2 separate regions of the Homo sapiens genome follow, and region 2 is linked to region 1. The links are chromatin contacts, found by Hi-C or POLR2A ChIA-PET in ENCODE. All regions are on one chromosome and are shown on one strand. The core of a region is the stretch at or near the end of the contact, and the rest is flanking DNA. Distances in the headings are between cores, read along the strand shown. Region 1 overlaps PTPN13 (protein tyrosine phosphatase non-receptor type 13). Region 2 holds the start of C4orf36 (chromosome 4 open reading frame 36).

Region 1 (2,888 bases), core at 154-2,653:
GTTCAGTGATGTGACCATACCCCTCTTCTTTCCCCTCCAGCTCACTTTTCTCCTTTAAATATTGAAACCCTCAAATTCATCTTTGGAGAAAGGCACAGACCACAGACTATTTCTGTGATTCCATGTCATTTCTTCCAGGCATGTCCTTCACCTTGGCAAAATAAACTTCTAAATTGAGACATGTCTCACATACTTATTGATTTACAACTTGTAGGCCTGTTTGGTTGCTTTTGCTTACTTGCAGTCAAATATAATCCCAAATTGATACAGTAAAGTTTCGATTGGCTTTAAAATATTATGCAGGTCAGCCTATAATTTATTACATTTATCTCTACCATTACAATGTTTCTGAATTATGAATATTTCTGAATTATGTAAAATGGAAAGCCTATCATTATCAAGGTGTCTGTATCTGGAAGATAGGTGTATTAAGCTGTTTTTTAAATTTATTGGATTATCACATTACATATAGATAACTAGTCCTTTTTAAACCAAAAAATCTGGCAGGCTATCTGGGACCACTGATGTAAAAGAATCTTTTCTCAACAGCTGTTTATTTCCTGTTTGCCATAATAATTCAGAATTATCTCTACTAATGACATGCACTGAAGTTTTGATTTTGGGATAAAATTGTTTCTAATTCTGCAATGCTCAGGACTACACTAAGATACTCAATCTTTTAGAATAATAACGAGTTCAGTTTTGTAAATATATTCTACTACAATATGTGCTTCCCCTTCTATAGCATAGAGTTGTCACTGGCAATCATTTGGCCAGTTCTTGCTGATGGAATGAGTGACAGCAATGTGTTTTGCATGTAAGCCTGGCTCGTAAAACCTCTCCATAGGCAATCCTTCGTGGGGAATGGAGGCGATTCTCAACCTTGGAAGCTATGTGTTGATTACAGTACTTTCATCAGCCCGGGCTAAAAACTGAGCCAAGTAGATCTGATTGCCAAGCTGTTCACTTTTCCAGAACTGTTAGATAAACTAGAAATAAACTATTACGTTTAAGCCATTCCATATCTTCAGTTTATATTTTCTAGCACTTAGCTAATACAAGCTGTGTTAAGAGCTGAATTGTACTTATTCATTAATTTGAGATGAGTGTTTCCATGTGCCACCCCAGCTGCGTGGCCTCACCTTGCTTTCTAACCAGACTGGCCCTTGCAAGTGGCTCATACCATTCCATGCTGGTGCAGCCAGATCCCAGCTGAGGGCAGTAACATATTTACCATCATGAAGTTTCCATTCATAGGTCATAAAGCTAAATCTGCATTTTCTTCCCCCCATTCCATTTCCTAGTGACATTCGTTCCAGAAAAAGCAACCTCCAGCTCCACCCTCTCCCATCTATGTTGACTTCAGATGCGAGCTAATCACCTCCAGCTGTACTGGCCCCCAGCGCTCTGCTGGCCTAGTTTCACATGCCAGTGCAGGAAAACAAGGCCTCATGATTCCAACTCTTTCAGAAAAGAGATTTCCAAATGTCATTTAAAGCAATAGAAACCTTTTTTTCAAATGAAATCTCCGGCTACAACCCAATCTATAATACTCTTCTGATTGAAGTGGGAATGGTAAAGCTTCTCTTGCCATATTCAGAGCCAATTCTGAGGTAGGACCCAAGCCTCTTATCTGCTGGGGCTTTAGCTAGTTACTGTGGGGCTTTATGTTTATTGATACTGTCTTCTGCCTTCAAATAGCCCCAGATTCTCGGGAATAGGTCCCAGCAAATTGCTGCACTTAAGTTTGGAAATTCAAGTCAACTAGCTCAGAACTGGTGCAGTCTTATGAGGATGAGCCAAGCAATTTCCTGGGTCTTAGAATGGTGTTGAGGCAGAAAAGAGTCTAGAGACAGGAAGCCCAAGGCCTTCTTGTAATTGGACTAAGAGGAAAACCCCACCTTTCCAGGACCAAGTAATGAGGGGCCAAATGCCCATGCCTCTCTGAACCTCCCCTCCCCTATGTCACAAATGGGTATGTCTGTAATTGGTCCATTCTGAAACTTTCATTTGCTTATACATCACAGGCAGGATGCCTCTGATTGGTTCTGGGCAGAATCCTGCCTCTGATTGGTCCTGGGCTGAATTCTTCATTTGTGTAGGGTGTAACCTATCAGAGGCCTCTAAAGGGTACTTAGGGGTGTTACCATGCTCTTGTAATTCAATAAAAGCCCAGGAACATTATAATCAGGGCTCTTGAGCCATGTGCTCAAGCCCACTTCCACTCTGTGGAGTGTACTTTCACTTCAAAACATCTATGCTTTAATCTTCCACTGCTTTGTCTGAGCATTTTGTTCAATTCTTTGTTCAACATGCCAAGAACCTGGACAACTCATGGTCAAGAACATCCATCCAGTTACAGTGTCGTGGCTGAATGGAGAAATACTGTTAGAATTAGAATTTAGTGAAATGAATTTAGTACTGAGAACAGAGAACCATTAAGCTAAAGCAGCTTTGAAGTCAATCTCTTTTCCTTCCTGTTTGCAGAACCAAATATACCCCCGCCCCCCAGGTAGTTTGATATGTTTTCTTTGATTAGCCCTTGGTCAGTTGAGTACTGTGGCTAGGACTTGAAAATATTCTGATTTATATATAAATTGGGCTCAATAAGTGGGCAACATTCACAAAGAGGTAGAAGGAAGAAAGACTGAATTTCTGAGCTACTGTTAAGCCAGTACATGACCCCCACATCAGTATTTAGTGAAGATCTATCAGGATCTCTGACAACACCTCTACTCTCCATGGCTGTCATGACTGAGGCCAACTAGGGAGATGGAAAGTGGTGTCTAGAGGTCCTTGTCTTCCCAGGGGCCTAGGTGTTGTTGAAAAATAACACACTGAAAATGTCTAATTTGTCTGCACACAGTTTTGGCTTGTTCATGTTTTAA
Region 2 (2,888 bases), core at 255-2,754, 76 kb before region 1:
GACTCCATCTCAATAAATAAATAAATAAATAAATAAATAAATAAATAAATAAATAAATAAAAATTCAGGCCAAAATCTGTAGTACACTGGTCTCACAGTCCATTGAGGGTTTCAACATTCTTTGTGGAAAGAAAACACCCACTGTCACTCCTCGGTGCTCACTTTTCATTGGTGGTAGAGCAGAAATGCTGAAGAGCGAGTGACAGTCCTCACCTTCCAGTTTCTGGGAGGCACAAAAGCACCTTTGAAAGATGGGTCAGCCCTGCGAGCCTACTCTAATCAGAAGGATCAGAAGTTGCTTGTCAGATGGAAAGGTTACTGTGTTTTATCTTTTTTTTTTTTTTGAGATGGAGTCTCTGTTGCCCAGGCTGGAATGCAGTGGCGCCATCTCGGCTCACTGCAACCTCTGCCTCCCGGGTTCAAGCAATTCTCCTGTCTGAGCCTCCTGAATAGCTGGGACGACAGGCGCGCGCCACCTCGCCCAGCTAATTTTTGCATTTTAGTAGAGACAGGGTTTCACCATGTCGGTTGGCCAGGCTGGTCTCGAACCCCTTGACCTCGTGATCTGCCCCTCTCGGCCTCCCAAATTGCTGGGATTACAGGCGTGAGACACGCGCCCGGCCCATCCACCGTGCCTGGCCCATCTGTGTTTATCTTTAAAAGTTGGCTTTGGAACTTGCCATGTGACTCTGGGCAGCCCTTTAACCACCCTGAACTCATTCGTCGGCTCCACAATTGAAATGAGTAGTATCGCTCTTACCTATTTCATAAAGTTGTTTTTAGGCTCACAATCAATTAGGCATTTATCACGTGGCGGAGAATCTCAGGGCAGGATCTTTCATCCTCAGAACAACCCTCTAAGACATAGAGCATTATCCTTGTTTTATAGATGAAGAAATTGATGCTTAGAGCAGTGACATGCGAAATCTTAAGGTTAAATCTTAAGTGGCAGAGCTAGAATTCCAAACCAGTTCTGACATCAAAACCCTCACTCAAAATGGAAATGTAAGCTCGTTTCATTTGACCGTAAGGGGTGGCCATCTGATGTATTCAAATGAAGAAATACGAAATCACCACAGCGTAATAACGGCTTTAGAAATTGATGCTGTCTTGCTCTGAACACGAACACCTAAAATATCACACGTGGGCTTTGAGCTCACTGCCTTCACCCACTGCAGTGTGAGAACGCTGGCAACAGGGCTTCGGTTCCCCAGATGTCAGCAGCCAGGACTGGGTACATTTCTTTAAATGGCGCCCGCAAACGAAGTCCAGATCGCTTGGATGCAGCCCCCTACATTGGAAAGCGTCCTTCCCAGGAAAGGTCTGGCTTACAGCCCTCTCTGGCTGGTTGGCTGGATTCCGAGAGCGCGGCCTGCCCCGGCCCGGTTACCAGAGAGCGGACCCCGCGGGGCGCGTCTCCCGGGCCCGGCGTCCCCTCCCTGGCGGGTGGGGAGGGCCCCACAAAGCCCTTTGTTGAGGCTCCCGTGTGACGCGAGGAGCCCCAGACTCGGCGCCCGCGGCGAGCGGGAAGGAGGCGTGTGCCTGCGGCGCGGCCCCGAGGCGTGTGCGCGGCCATGTGCGCTTAGCGCAGCGCGCTCTTACCTCAGTACCCCGGCCGCGACCCTCCGAGCCCCTGGAGCCCGGGTAACCAGGCCGCCGGCGCCGGCTCGCGGGGACCCGCCACCCTGGAAGCCCCGCGCACACAGCGCATTCCTGGCGAGTCGGAGGCAGGGTGGGGCCCAGGTGTGGGAAGGAGCCGAGGCTGAGGCCGTTCCCTTCTCCGCGGGCTCTGTGGGCGGCCGAGGCCCCCACCCGTCCCGGGAACCAGTTCCTCCCGGGCCCTGCGCGTCCGTCCGGGGAAGGGTAGGGGACTCGCCCCGAATCGGCGTGCAAGGGCGGGGACGCGGGAGTGGTGCTGAGTGTTTTGAATGAGGGAAAACCTGGGAAGGATTGCTCTGCTCAAAGTGCCCGGGCCGGGGCGGGTGGTTCCTGTGCAGGCAGAGCCTTTGGTCGCTCAGCACTGCCACGATCAGACACATTTTGGCGCAGCGGTGTTGGAGCTGGTTTGGCAGGCTCAGGCAAGGGCAGAGAGTGCGACACCGAAACTTTGTCTCAGGATGACGAAACTTACCTGGCATTTTCTCCTTATTCGGTGGCAAAAAATGAAAAAATGAGTTCATGGAAAAATGAAAGAGAACACGGTTTTACACTTGGGGTTCCAGTTCAATGAACACTTATTAAGGACTTTCTGACATTCAGAATTTTTTTCTATTATTTGGCTACAAAATATTCACGTGAGAGGCATTAATTAGGTGCGTTGCCATCATTTCAGGTAAAGTGAACAGAGTTATCTGTGACATTCCATCAGGCACCTATGTAACGAAATCATACCGTAATAACTCACCATGGCGTATGGAGTGCCAAGAAAGAACACAGTGAAAACCATTTTGCGGGGCAGTTGTTATAATGTGTAAGTACTATTTTTTTTTTTTAAATCAGGGTAAGCATTGACTGCGGTGGGGAGTGTCTTTGTTAAATAAAAGGACTGGACACTCTGTGCTCCCCATGAGATACTGGGCTATGTGAAGTATTTTGAGGTGTCTGGGATCTGATTTTTTTTTTTTTTTTTTTTGGCAACTGCTTTTATAAGTTAATTATCTTACTTGGTCTTTACAACACAACACTTTCAAGTGAGAAAACTGAGGTTCAGAGAAGTTTGATCAAAGTCACAGTCCTGTAGTAAGGAAATGCAAAGGCTAGACTCGGAGTCTTTTTGTTCCAAGACAGCATTTTCTGCTTCCACCCACAACTTTAAAAAAACTTTGTTTAGATACTCCACGTCTACCAAAAAAATGCCCTGGTGTCAGATGTATCTTAACAGAGCACCT

What was found. Hi-C counts contacts between places; a loop is a spot of excess contacts on that map. ChIA-PET counts read pairs that join two places held with the same protein, here RNA polymerase II (POLR2A). Pooled maps may share reads with other maps.
Region 2: a loop to region 1 is called in a map of ovary, with 4 times the contacts of the local background. The contact joins the promoter of C4orf36 here to the enhancer-like site in region 1. A Hi-C loop is called at or near these places in 5 of 168 maps with a recorded cell type or tissue (IMR-90, MCF 10A, heart left ventricle and 2 more), 1 of 37 single-sample maps with no recorded cell type and 6 of 50 pooled maps. POLR2A ChIA-PET finds 5 or more read pairs at or near these places in 3 of 52 experiments (BJ, GM12878 and MCF 10A).

What each region holds. Positions count from the first base shown.
Region 1 is chr4:86,815,140-86,818,027 of GRCh38, reverse strand. PTPN13 (protein tyrosine phosphatase non-receptor type 13) reads right to left here. Exons shown (of 48, transcript NM_080683.3): 48 at 2,867-2,888. Among named protein-coding and RNA genes, the nearest start is that of SLC10A6, 33 kb to the left of the region's middle. Within about 2 kb of position 1,403, at least 5 of the 41 ENCODE cell types and tissues checked have a DNase peak (open chromatin) inside an H3K27ac peak, as active enhancers do; they include heart right ventricle and ovary, where a contact is called at or near this core.
Region 2 is chr4:86,891,038-86,893,925 of GRCh38, reverse strand. It overlaps C4orf36 (chromosome 4 open reading frame 36), which reads left to right and starts at 1,504. Exons shown (of 5, transcript NM_144645.4): 1 at 1,504-1,743; 2 at 2,333-2,470. The coding sequence starts at 2,406. RefSeq lists an enhancer at 1,107-1,762 and silencers at 1,283-1,822, 2,033-2,092.